Regions from separate parts of the Homo sapiens genome. Here all the other regions are linked to region 1. Evidence: chromatin contacts called from ENCODE Hi-C or POLR2A ChIA-PET data. All regions are on one chromosome and are shown on one strand. Each heading gives the region's core, a stretch centred on a gene start or an enhancer-like site at or near the end of the contact. The rest is flanking DNA. Distances are from core to core; before and after follow the strand shown. Region 1 holds the start of DNAJB1 (DnaJ heat shock protein family (Hsp40) member B1). Region 2 holds the start of MRI1 (methylthioribose-1-phosphate isomerase 1). Region 3 overlaps NANOS3 (nanos C2HC-type zinc finger 3).

The links. Hi-C counts contacts between places; a loop is a spot of excess contacts on that map. ChIA-PET counts read pairs that join two places held with the same protein, here RNA polymerase II (POLR2A). Pooled maps may share reads with other maps.
Region 2: a pooled map shows a loop between it and region 1 (4-fold over the local background). The contact joins the promoter of MRI1 here to the promoter of DNAJB1 in region 1. A Hi-C loop is called at or near these places in 4 of 50 pooled maps. POLR2A ChIA-PET finds 5 or more read pairs at or near these places in 2 of 52 experiments (AG04450 and PC-9).
Region 3: a pooled map shows a loop between it and region 1 (4-fold over the local background). The contact joins the enhancer-like site here to the promoter of DNAJB1 in region 1. A Hi-C loop is called at or near these places in 7 of 50 pooled maps. POLR2A ChIA-PET finds 5 or more read pairs at or near these places in 3 of 52 experiments (activated CD4-positive, alpha-beta T cell, activated CD8-positive, alpha-beta memory T cell and activated naive CD4-positive, alpha-beta T cell).

What each region holds. Positions count from the first base shown.
Region 1 is chr19:14,516,669-14,520,112 of GRCh38, forward strand. It overlaps DNAJB1 (DnaJ heat shock protein family (Hsp40) member B1), which reads right to left and starts at 1,729. Exons shown (of 3, transcript NM_006145.3): 1 at 1,471-1,729; 2 at 1-378. The coding sequence starts at 1,681. RefSeq lists silencers at 1,011-1,580, 1,791-2,110 and an enhancer at 3,023-3,444.
Region 2 is chr19:13,762,584-13,766,027 of GRCh38, forward strand. It overlaps MRI1 (methylthioribose-1-phosphate isomerase 1), which reads left to right and starts at 1,939. Exons shown (of 6, transcript NM_001031727.4): 1 at 1,939-2,137; 2 at 2,288-2,526; 3 at 3,371-3,444. The coding sequence starts at 2,006. YJU2B (YJU2 splicing factor homolog B) reads left to right here. Exons shown (of 10, transcript NM_030818.4): 10 at 7-706. The coding sequence ends at 485. RefSeq lists enhancers at 150-666, 3,136-3,444 and a silencer at 2,309-2,358.
Region 3 is chr19:13,879,193-13,882,636 of GRCh38, forward strand. NANOS3 (nanos C2HC-type zinc finger 3) reads left to right here. Exons shown (of 2, transcript NM_001098622.3): 2 at 1,250-1,565. The coding sequence ends at 1,311. It overlaps BRME1 (break repair meiotic recombinase recruitment factor 1), which reads right to left. Exons shown (of 9, transcript NM_001345843.2): 9 at 3,156-3,444. Among named protein-coding and RNA genes, the nearest start is that of NANOS3, 3.8 kb to the left of the region's middle. RefSeq lists enhancers at 804-953, 2,077-2,166, 2,757-2,906. Within about 2 kb of position 1,644, at least 17 of the 41 ENCODE cell types and tissues checked have a DNase peak (open chromatin) inside an H3K27ac peak, as active enhancers do.

The DNA.
Region 1 (3,444 bases), core at 479-2,978:
TGCTCTTTCCGTCGGGGTTTAGCCGCTTGTGGGAGATTTTCATCTTCTTGGTACAGCCGCTGTAGATCTCTTCAAGGGAGACTCGAAGGTCGTGGGTGACTGGGGGATCTTGCTTCTTTCGGGCGGGCTCTTGGGCAGAGCGGGAGCGGCCAAAGTTCACGTTGGTGAAGCCACCCATGCCCATAGGGAAGCCAGAGAATGGGTCATCAATGTCCATGCCTTCCTCCCCGTTCCGCTGCCCAAAAAAGGTGTCAAAGGGATTTCTGCCACCGAAGAACTCAGCAAACATGGCATGAGGGTCTCCATGGAATGTGTAGCTGAAAGAGGTACCATTGGCACCACCGCCGCTACCGCCACTGGGGCCACTCCCCTTTAGGCCTGAAAAGCAGATTTAGAAGCAGTCAGATGGCTGAACAGCAGACTCTCTCTCGAGCTTCCCTTACAGGGGGAAACAGCTTGGAAGCCATGGGGGAGGAACTTTTTTGTCTGTCAGGGGAGAGCAAGGAAGAACCCCAAGTTTCTACCTCTCACTGCCAACAGCAGAGACGCCCCCCTACCAACAGTATTTCCGCGTAGCCTGACAGTGGAAAAGGACTCATGCGGTTAGGTGTTCACCTCCAGGTGCCACCTAGGCCCTGCCACTCCTGGACTGACCCATCCTCCTGGCAACATCACCAAGAGATGGCTAAAGACACATGGTCCAGGGTCGGCTTTCGGTAAGTGTTTACTCTCAACGTTTTAGGGCTAATGGTGCGTAGGAAGAGAAGAAAAAAAAAAACAAAAATAAATAGGGAGTTTTTAAATCCTCACACATTAGCATTCACTGCCACCATCCTTGCACAAAAAGTCAGCTCCAGATCAAGCCCAGAAGCCAGCCTGAATCATCAACGGGCACAGGAACAAAAAGCCCTGCTCTCCTTACCCTCCGAGGCGGCCCCGCTCTCCGGACCTGGGCGGCCGCTGCCTCCTGCGTGCCCTGCCGGGGCCAGGTCATCACTTCCCGGGAATTATCCCAACCCAGCCCCCAAGCCCACGAACGGGGTCGGCTCCTGCATTCACAACCCCTCGCCCCGCAGCTGAGCCGGAGGCGCCGCCCCGCGGACCCCGGCGGCCGAGCCCAGGTGAGCCCGGGTCCGCAGCGGGCTCCGCCGCGCCGTCCCCGTCGTCACCCCCGGCTCCCCCACCCCCATGCACCGCACCCCGGGGCTGCTCGGGGCCGCGGGAGGAGGCGCCCGGGGAGGGGCAGCCCCAGACATGCTAGAAGCTTCTGGCCGAGCGGCTGGGCCAAGGCTCCTCCTCCCACCGCGCGGCCGCCAATCCGAGGGCGGAGGCCCGCGAGGCCGGAGGGCGGGGCAGCTCGGCCCCACGGCCCGGGGCGTCCTTCCCGGGGGGCCGCCGAGAGGGGCCAGCGTGCCTCAGTTTCCCTGTCTGTCAAAAGGCGGGGCCGCGCCCCTGGCCGCGAGCACACACCTTCCTCCCCGTAGCGGTCGAAGATCTCGCGCTTGCGCGGGTCGCTGAGCACGTCGTAGGCCTCAGCGATCTCCTTGAACTTCTCCTCGGCGCCGGGCTCCTTGTTCTTGTCCGGGTGGTAGCGCAGCGCCTGGCGGCGGTAGGCCCGCTTGATCTCCTCGTCCGACGCGCCGCGGGCCAGGCCCAACGTCTGGTAGTAGTCTTTACCCATGACCCCCTCCTGCGGCCCGCCGACCCGCTGTCGCCGTCCCCCGGCTCCGCCGCCGACCAGTCCCGGACTCTATATACCCGTCCGGCGGAAGCTTCCAGAGCCCGCCAGCCCCCTCCAGAACCTTCCGCCCCGCCCGCCCCCGCGGCGCCGGCCAATCGCCGCCGCCCTTTCAGCGACACGCGACATCCGGGGCGGGGCCTCGCCGTCAACGGCCGCCCGCGCGGGGCCACGCCCCCTCCCGCTCCGCCCTCGGCAACACCTCCCCGCGGCGCGCGCGCACAGGTCGGAGGAGGCCCCGCCCACCTTTCGGGACGAGCCAATCGCGACCTTCTTTCCCTCTCTACGCGGCCCCAGCTACCCTGCGTCCCGCCCTCCGCCTGGGTCAGTAGGTCGGGACCCACAGCGAACTTGCTGTTCCAGGAAGGGGTGGGGCCTGGGACTACCCAGTCCTTTCCCCGGGAGGCGATGAACCTGCTCGCCCTTGTCTCGTGGGGCCTGCGGTGGGCTCCCGCCCGGTGACGCCGGACGAACTACCTAACCTGTGTCTGCCTAACCCAGGGGCCCCCTTCTATCTACAACATGGCAATAAGAGAACCTATCAGGCCGGGCGCGGAGCCTCATGCCTGTAATCCCATCACTTCCTGAGGCCAAGACAGGAGGATCTCTTGAGCCTAGGAGTTGGAGACCAGCCTAGGCAACATAAGGAGACTCCGTTTCTATTTAAGATTAACAAACAGGCCGGGCGCGGTGGCTCACGCCTGTAATCCCAGCATTTTGGGAGGCCGAGGCGGGCGGATCACTTGAGGTCAGGAGTTCGAGACCAGCCTGGCCAACATGGTGAAACCCCATCTCTGCTAAAAATATAAAAATTACCCGGGCGTTGGTGGCACGAACCTGTAATCCCAGCTACTCAGGAGATTGAGGCCTGAGAATAGCTTGAATCGGGGAGGCGGAGGTTGCAGTGAGCCGAGATCCGGCCGTTGCACTCCAGCCTCGGCAACAGAGCGAGACTCCGTCTCATAAATAAATAAAATAAGTAAAATAAAGTAAAATGAACAAAAAACCCACCAGCGCTATTCTCCCAACCGTGGGGAGAAGGATTTTGGGACGGAAGACTGCCTCTGTTCTCACCTCCTAAAGCAAGGTGAGGATCTGGACGGAAGCGCATCTCCCAAGGTCCTCCCAGTCCCGCCTTCTTCCCTTTACTGCCCTCTCAAGATCACTTGCCGCTAAATTTGAAATTTATCTTGTCTCTTGGCTTTCAATGTGTCTTCCCTCCCAGTCTGACATCGCCACCTGGGCAGGGGCCAGGTCCTGTCTGCACTGGGTCCCCAGTGCCTGGAACGCAGTGAGAACCTCATAAATATTCCCCGTTCTTACACACGTGCTTCTTTTTCTTCCCCAACTACCTTTATAATTTGGGGGGACATAGGTGTGTCACACACCTTTCAAGGCCTCTGTTTCCTCAATTGTAGGCAACACGATCGCGTTTGGCTCTGAAAGTCTGGGGTGCCTCTGTCAAGGACAGAGCTGATGGGAAAAGGAGGCTCAGAAAGGGGTTCCACCTGGGAAGGGCCCAGGGAAGTGGGGGAGGTTCCTGGAAGAACTGCCTGGGAGGTCAGAGCCATGTAACACTGGCTCTGGAACCAGACAGCTGGGCTTCATTCCCAGCTCCAGCATTTCCCGGCTGGGTAACCTTGGGTTAGTTACTAGGCCTTTGCTGGCCTTAGCTTCCTCATCTGCACAATGAGGAATGAGGATAG
Region 2 (3,444 bases), core at 689-3,188, 750 kb before region 1:
CTCTAGCCTACGAGGACAAGCAGAAACTCAAGCGGACCGAGATCATCAGCCGCTCCTGGTTCCCCTCTGCCCCCGGATCCGCCTCCAGCAGCAAGGTCAGCGGCGTCCTGAAGAAGCTGGCACAGAGCCGCAGAACCGCGCTTGCCACCTCCCCCATCACCGTCGGGGACCTGGGCATCGTGCGGCGGAGGTCTCGGGACGTCCCGGAGAGCCCCCAGCATGCGGCCGACACCCCCAAGTCTGGGGAACCGCGGGTACCAGAGGAGGCTGCCCAGGACCGGCCCATGTCCCCCGGAGACTGTCCTCCGGAAACAACTGAGACCCCCAAGTGCAGCAGCCCGAGGGGGCAGGAAGGGAGCCGTCAGGACAAGCCCCTGTCGCCAGCAGGCTCCTCCCAGGAGGCAGCTGACACCCCCGACACGCGGCACCCCTGCAGTCTCGGCTCCTCCCTCGTGGCGGACTACTCCGACTCGGAGAGTGAGTGAGCGATCCCCATCCTGGAGACTGGACCCGCTCTAGAGGCCCGGACACACCCAGGAGGCCCCTCACAGACTGCAGACCCCCGGCTCGCCCACCAGCCCTGGGAGAGCTCAGATGCCGCATCCTCCCCAGACCGCGCCTTCCTGCAACCGTGGAGTTATTTATTTGGTCCTGGTGAGGGTGTTTGTGCCTTGTGAGACTCCGTACATTAAAGACCTGTCTCTTCTTCCCTGTCTTGGGTTGTTAGATGGACCCTGGGGCTGCCCCCCCACCCCCCCACCTTGACCAAGCTTGGTAGGCCTCTCATCAGCAAATGCTGGTATAGGGTCATAGCTGTGACCACAGACATGGTCCCCTTCCAGAGTAACAAGAGTCTCAAGGTGGTGGTCCCGGTTGGCCAGGAATCAGGACAGACTTCCTGGAGGAGGAGGCATGGGCCAAGTGTGAAGGGTGAAAAGGGGGCCAGGAACCACACACACAAGGCCAGGGACAAGGCACACGGGGTACCCAGGATGTGTGCCAGATGCAGCAGGGGCTGGAGCACACAGGTGTGAGCTTTTTATTATACCCAGCCCAGGGGTGGCCCATGGAAAAGCCCCCCGTGCATGTTACTTTTGGGGTTTTTTTGTTTTGTTTTTGAGACCGAGTCTTGCTCTGTCACCCAGGCTGGAGTGCAGTGGCGCGATCTCGGCTCACTGCAACCTCTGCCTCCTGGGTTCAAGTGATTCTTCTGCCTCAGCCTCCCGAGCAGCTGGGACTACGGGTGTGCGCCACCACGCCCAGCTAATTTTTTGTATTTTTAGTAGAGACTGGGTTTCACCATGTTGGCCAGGCTGGTCTCGAACTCCTGACCTCAAGTGATCTGCCCGACTCGGCCTCCCAAAATGCTGGGATTCCAGGCGTGAGCCACAGCGCCTGTCCTGCATGTTACTTTTGAATGAAACCGAGCAGAAAATGGCCCAGAAACAGCCTTGCATCCATCAAGGGGCACACGACCCCCCACTACCTCCCCCTCAACCTTGGAAGATCATTTAACAAATTCTTTGGTTTGAACACTTGATGTTACCTTGCCACTGGGGATACATCCCTAACTCTAGACAGCAGGTTGTTAAACACGGGGCCTGGTATCCACTAGGCGTCCCATAAATGCTGCCACTTTTGTGGTTCCGAGGAGGCGGCTCACTCCGTTCGGGCTTGGCAGGAGTCGTGGAGTGGGTTCGGCCACGTGGAATCCGCGTCCTGGGAACCCGTGGAATCCGCGTCCTGGGAACCCGTGGAATCCGCCTCCTGGGAACCCGTGGAATCCGCCTCCTGGGAACCCGTGGAATCCGCCTCCTGGGAACCCGTGGAATCCGCCTCCTGGGAACCCGTGGAATCCGCCTCCTGGGAACCCGTGGAATCGGGTTGGATGCGCATGTGCGTGTCTCTTTTTCCGGGGGAGGCTCCGCCCACGGCCCCGCCCCGCTCCCAAGTGCGCGCGGACCCCTAGCTCCCTCTGAGTTGCGCTGGGCTTGGCTGCTGCACCATGACCCTGGAGGCGATCCGCTACTCGCGGGGCTCCCTGCAGATCCTAGACCAGCTGCTGCTGCCCAAGCAGAGCCGCTACGAGGCGGTGGGCTCGGTGCACCAGGCCTGGGAGGCCATCCGCGCCATGAAGGTGCAGCGGGGCGGCGGGGCGGCGGGGCGGCGGGGCGGCGGGGCGGCGGGGCGGCGGGGCGGCGGGGCGGCGGGGCGGCGGGGCGGCCGGGTTGGAGGTGGGAGTGCGCCCGCGCCTGCAGCTTCCGACGCCCAAATCCCTGCCCCGCAGGTGCGGGGCGCCCCGGCCATAGCCCTGGTGGGCTGTCTCAGCCTCGCCGTGGAGCTGCAGGCGGGCGCCGGGGGACCGGGACTCGCCGCGCTCGTGGCCTTCGTGCGCGACAAGCTGAGCTTCCTCGTCACCGCCCGGCCCACCGCTGTCAACATGGCCCGCGCCGCCCGCGACCTGGCTGATGTTGCAGCCCGGGAGGCCGAACGGGAGGGCGCTACGGAAGAGGCGGTCCGGGAGAGGTACGGGGATCTGGTACCAGGCACGGCGCTGAGCAGGAATTATATTGACTCTTTTTAAGTACAGTGACCCACTATACAGATGGGGAAACTGAGGCACGGCGACCTTAAGTCCCTTGTCCAGGGCCCCACAGATGGGGAGACTGAGGCACGGCGACCTTAAGTCCCTTGTCCAGGGCCCCACAGATGGGGCCCAGAGTCTAGCCTGGGCAGCCTGGCCCTGAAACCTAACTCCTTAATCGTGCCTCCCCTGAATACACGCAGCCCCTTATCCGCCCTTGGAGGCCCTTTTTAGTATCTCCGTGTTCTCTTGGTTTCTGCTTTTGAGGAACTTTTTTTCCTGTCCTGGTCCCCTTCCTGCCATCTTTTTCCCCCCACTTCCTTTCTGCTCCAGCCCTCCCTGCAATGTCACTTTACCCCACCAAGCTCGAGCCTGCCTTACAGCCTTTGCACGTGCCATTGGTGCGGGCCAGGTATCCATAGCGCCCTCCTCCACCATTCTATATGATCCAGCTCACCCGCTGCTCTCTGTTGCCTGATTCTGCCGGCTTTTCCTTCATTTTATTATCTCTTCATCAGCTGGCTCACTCACCCCAGTGTCAACTCCACAGGAGCAGAGATTTTTGTCTTGTTTACTGCTGGGTCATACCGGAACTGCTTGGTAAACATGTCTTTGCATGAATGAACGGAGTGACACTTCGGTGGCCCTGGCCGAAGGGTCCAGGCCCCACAGCAATGAGAGGCTTTGAGCAGGAGGGCTCCAGGACAGCAGCGTTAGGCAGAGAGGAGGCGTTGGCCTGGGCCCCGGGTCCTGGTGGCTGGTGCTGAAAACTCCTTGTCACCCCAGAGTGATCTGCTGCACCGAGGACATGCTGGAGAAAGACCTCAGAGACAACCGAAGCATTGGGGACCTAGGAGCCC
Region 3 (3,444 bases), core at 394-2,893, 640 kb before region 1:
CCTCCCGAAGTGCTGATATTACAGGCTTGAGCCACCATGCCTGGCCCCCAGTGAGGTTTTAAAAGAGAAACTCGTTCTAGCAACTTAAATTGCCTTTGAGGAAGTCAGCTAACAGAGGAGGGGCCAGTCTAACTAGGTGTGTTTGGGCACTGCCTCCCCCAGCAGACTGTGAGCTCCTGGAGGATAGTGACTGGGAGAGGACGACCCCTCCCAACTACTCTCAGGCAGCTTTGCAGTGAACATTTCTTAAAGTCATGAAAGGGTCAGGTGTGATGGCTTACACCTGTAATCCCAATACTTTGGGAGGCCAAGGCAGGAGGATCGCTTGAGCCCAAGAGTTTGAGACCAGCCAGGGCAACATGGTGAAACCCAGTGTCTACAAAAAATTAGCTGGGCATGGTAGTGTGTGCCTGTAGTCCCAGCTACTTGGGAGGCTGACGAGGGAGGATCGCTTGGGTCCAGGGGACAGAGGCTGCAGTGAGCTGAGATGGTGCCACTGCACTGCAGCCTGGGCAACACAGCAAGACCTCGTCTTAAAAAAAAAAAAAAGCACTGGTCATGGTGGCTCATGCCTGTAATCCCAGTACTTGGGGAAGCTGAGGCAGGTGGATCACCTGAGGTCAGGAATTCAAGACCAGCCTGGCCAACATGGTGAAACCCCGTCTCTACTGAAAATACAAAAAATTAACTGGGCATGGTGGCATGCGCCTGTAATCCCTGCTACTCGGGGGGCTGAGACAGGAGAATCGCTAGAACCCGGGAGGTGGAGGTCGCAGTGAGCTGAGGTCACGTCACTGCACTCCAGCCTGGGCGACAGAGTGAGACTCCGTCTCACAAAAAAAAGAAAGCATGAAAGACTGCCTCCAGGAGAAGATAGTGTTTCCTGTGAGGTTTGATGCTGTCTCACTGGGAGACGCTGGAGGCCAAAAGGACATAGGGAAGATGGTGTCCTGCGGCCAGCCTTTCTGATGAACAACTTTTGGGAGTAACAGATCCGGGGACCCCAGAGCACGGCGGCCACGAGAGGGCACCACAGTCGCAGAATCGGAACTCCTGTGCTTTGTCTCGGGCTCTGGGTCCCAGCGGGGCCGCCCGGCGGAGCCAGAGACGTCACGGGGTCGCTGTCTCCGGAGCAGCCCCTGGGTGGCGCCAGAGGTCCAGCAGGCCCGGAGGCCGAGTCCGTGGGCAACTTGGGGAGCGTTGAGTCATCGCCTGTGATTAAGCATTTCTCTCCCTCCCCCTCCACTAGGTTTCAGAGGTGCCGGGAAGTCTGAGCCTTCGCCCTCCTGCTCTCCCTCCATGTCCACCTAGGAGGCTGCCTACACCTGGGCAAGGGCACCCGGGCTCGGCTGGATTTCCAGGAAGACCCACCCTATGACGACTGCCCCCACTCCCAGACCCTCCCCCCAGCCTGGGATTGAGCCCTGGGGATGACCCGGGGTTGGCAAGGGAAGAGCTGAAATCGCCCTGTCCTTGGGGACCCCACCCTTTGTGCCATCTGCCGTTTCCCTAGTGCTGGGCATCCAGTCAGCCCTCAATAAATGCTTATGAATGGATCAACAACAGACAAGCCCTGGTCTTGGGACAAGGTGTAGTGTGAACCTTGCTGGGAGTCCTGTACCTAGATCTCCCCTTCTCCTTCTTTGAGTTTCGGCACCCTGGGGTGCTGGGGTGAGCTGCTTTGTGCAGAGAAACACAAGTGGGTGCCTTGGGGTAGCTGGGGGGGTTCATGGCACCTCAAAGCCAGATCGACATCATGAGACCCTTTCTGTGGACATTTGGTCTTTCAGCCACCCCCTGCACTGACATGCAAGATGGGTGGACTCCTCCCATCCCACCCCCAGCTCCGTACTGGAGGTGGGGGCTTCATTTGAGGAAGAAATTGACACACAACTAGACAGAGCCCCCCCCCCCGACATCCTCATCACTAAGGAAGGTGAATGTTTATGTCACCATGGATGCCCCAGTGACAAGCCAGGCAGTTTAGAGCAAGGGAGGGACATTTAGGGGGCAGGGAATGGGACCATGTCCTGGGTGGGCTTGGGCAGGAGCAGAAGGATGGGGCTGTTCTGGCAGGGCGGGGGGGAAATGCATGTGGGGGAATCCCCACACCCCTGCCTGCCTCCTCCACCTCCAGATCTTGTCCTGTTGGGGCAACAGGTGGCAGTGCTCAGGAAGCCAGTGCGCCCACTGTGCAGTCCACATTCCTACCCCGCCCCCGTCCCACAAACCAGCCCTGAGGCCTGTGGTCTGGCAGCGGGGAGCAGGAATCGAGCTCTTTGCTGTCCCCTCTGCCCTTGGCTTTCCGACTTAAAAGACTTAAATTGGAACCGGAGGCCCTGGGGATGGGGGTGGGCTCTTGCAGACAGCTGGGTCGTGGAGGGGGAAGTGGGGAGGAGGAGAAAGAAAACAGAAGGATCCCAGCGGCTCCCAGGGTCTGGGAATGGAGTTACAGTTTCCTAGGGCAGAGCCGCTGGGGCTGGAGACCCGGGGAACTGGGCTTACACCAGGGCATGTCCTGGTGGACAGGGGGCTCACCTGGGTGTGAACCCACCCTGCTCTTTCCTCCCCTCCTGCATCAGGTCTCCAGGGTGTAAGGCTGCAGGGTGGGAGGAGGACCCCGCCTGAGCCATGGGAGCTGGGGTGCAGGAGTCACAGAGTGCTTCATGATGTCGAAGGTCCAGTCAGCCTTTCAGTGACAGATTTCACAGAGGCATTGTTTTCTGTAAACTGGGGATGACAGCAGCCCCTGTGGTTGCTAACAGGACTGTCATCTGGCTCGAGAGGCTTGCGTGGGATGAGAAATGCCACGACTTCAGCCATGTTTGCATCCATAACCTCCTGGGATGGCCTCCTTCCTGTCTGGGGCCCACAGGCAGCTTGTCCTGGAGGATGGGCCAAGCCACCGGAGCGCAGGACTCACCCTGCAGCTGGATGATCGCCCAGGGCGTCTCTTAGGCTTCGACCCGCGTGTATGCTCAAGAGCCTGCACACAGATGTGGGCACACAGTCACCCACCCCTGGAGATTCGCCCCCCCCTTGCTTTCCCAGGGAAGCTGAGGCATAAAACTCGTAGAGGGCGAGGAGGAGGAAGTGGGTAGAGAGGTTTGTGGGCGGAAGGTGAAGGAACTGAAGCCTCAGCCCCAAACAGCAGGTCACGGGGCCTCTACAGAATCATTTATTATGGGTCTTCCCAGAAGAAATAAAATGGAAATGGGGAGAAAGAAAACAAAGGGAGCTCTCTTCTCCTCCAGGAAAGAAACAAATTCTGAACCATCCATACTTGGCTCAGGACCCTAAAATTTGCAAATCCGGACAGGATGGGCCCTGCTCAGAGGTGGCCAGCTTCCTGGAGCCCAGGCCCGCTTGAAGTCACTGGGGCTGTGGGAGACACAGTTTCCCTCCCTGAAGCCAAGGGTGGCAAATGACCTTGACCCTGGCCAG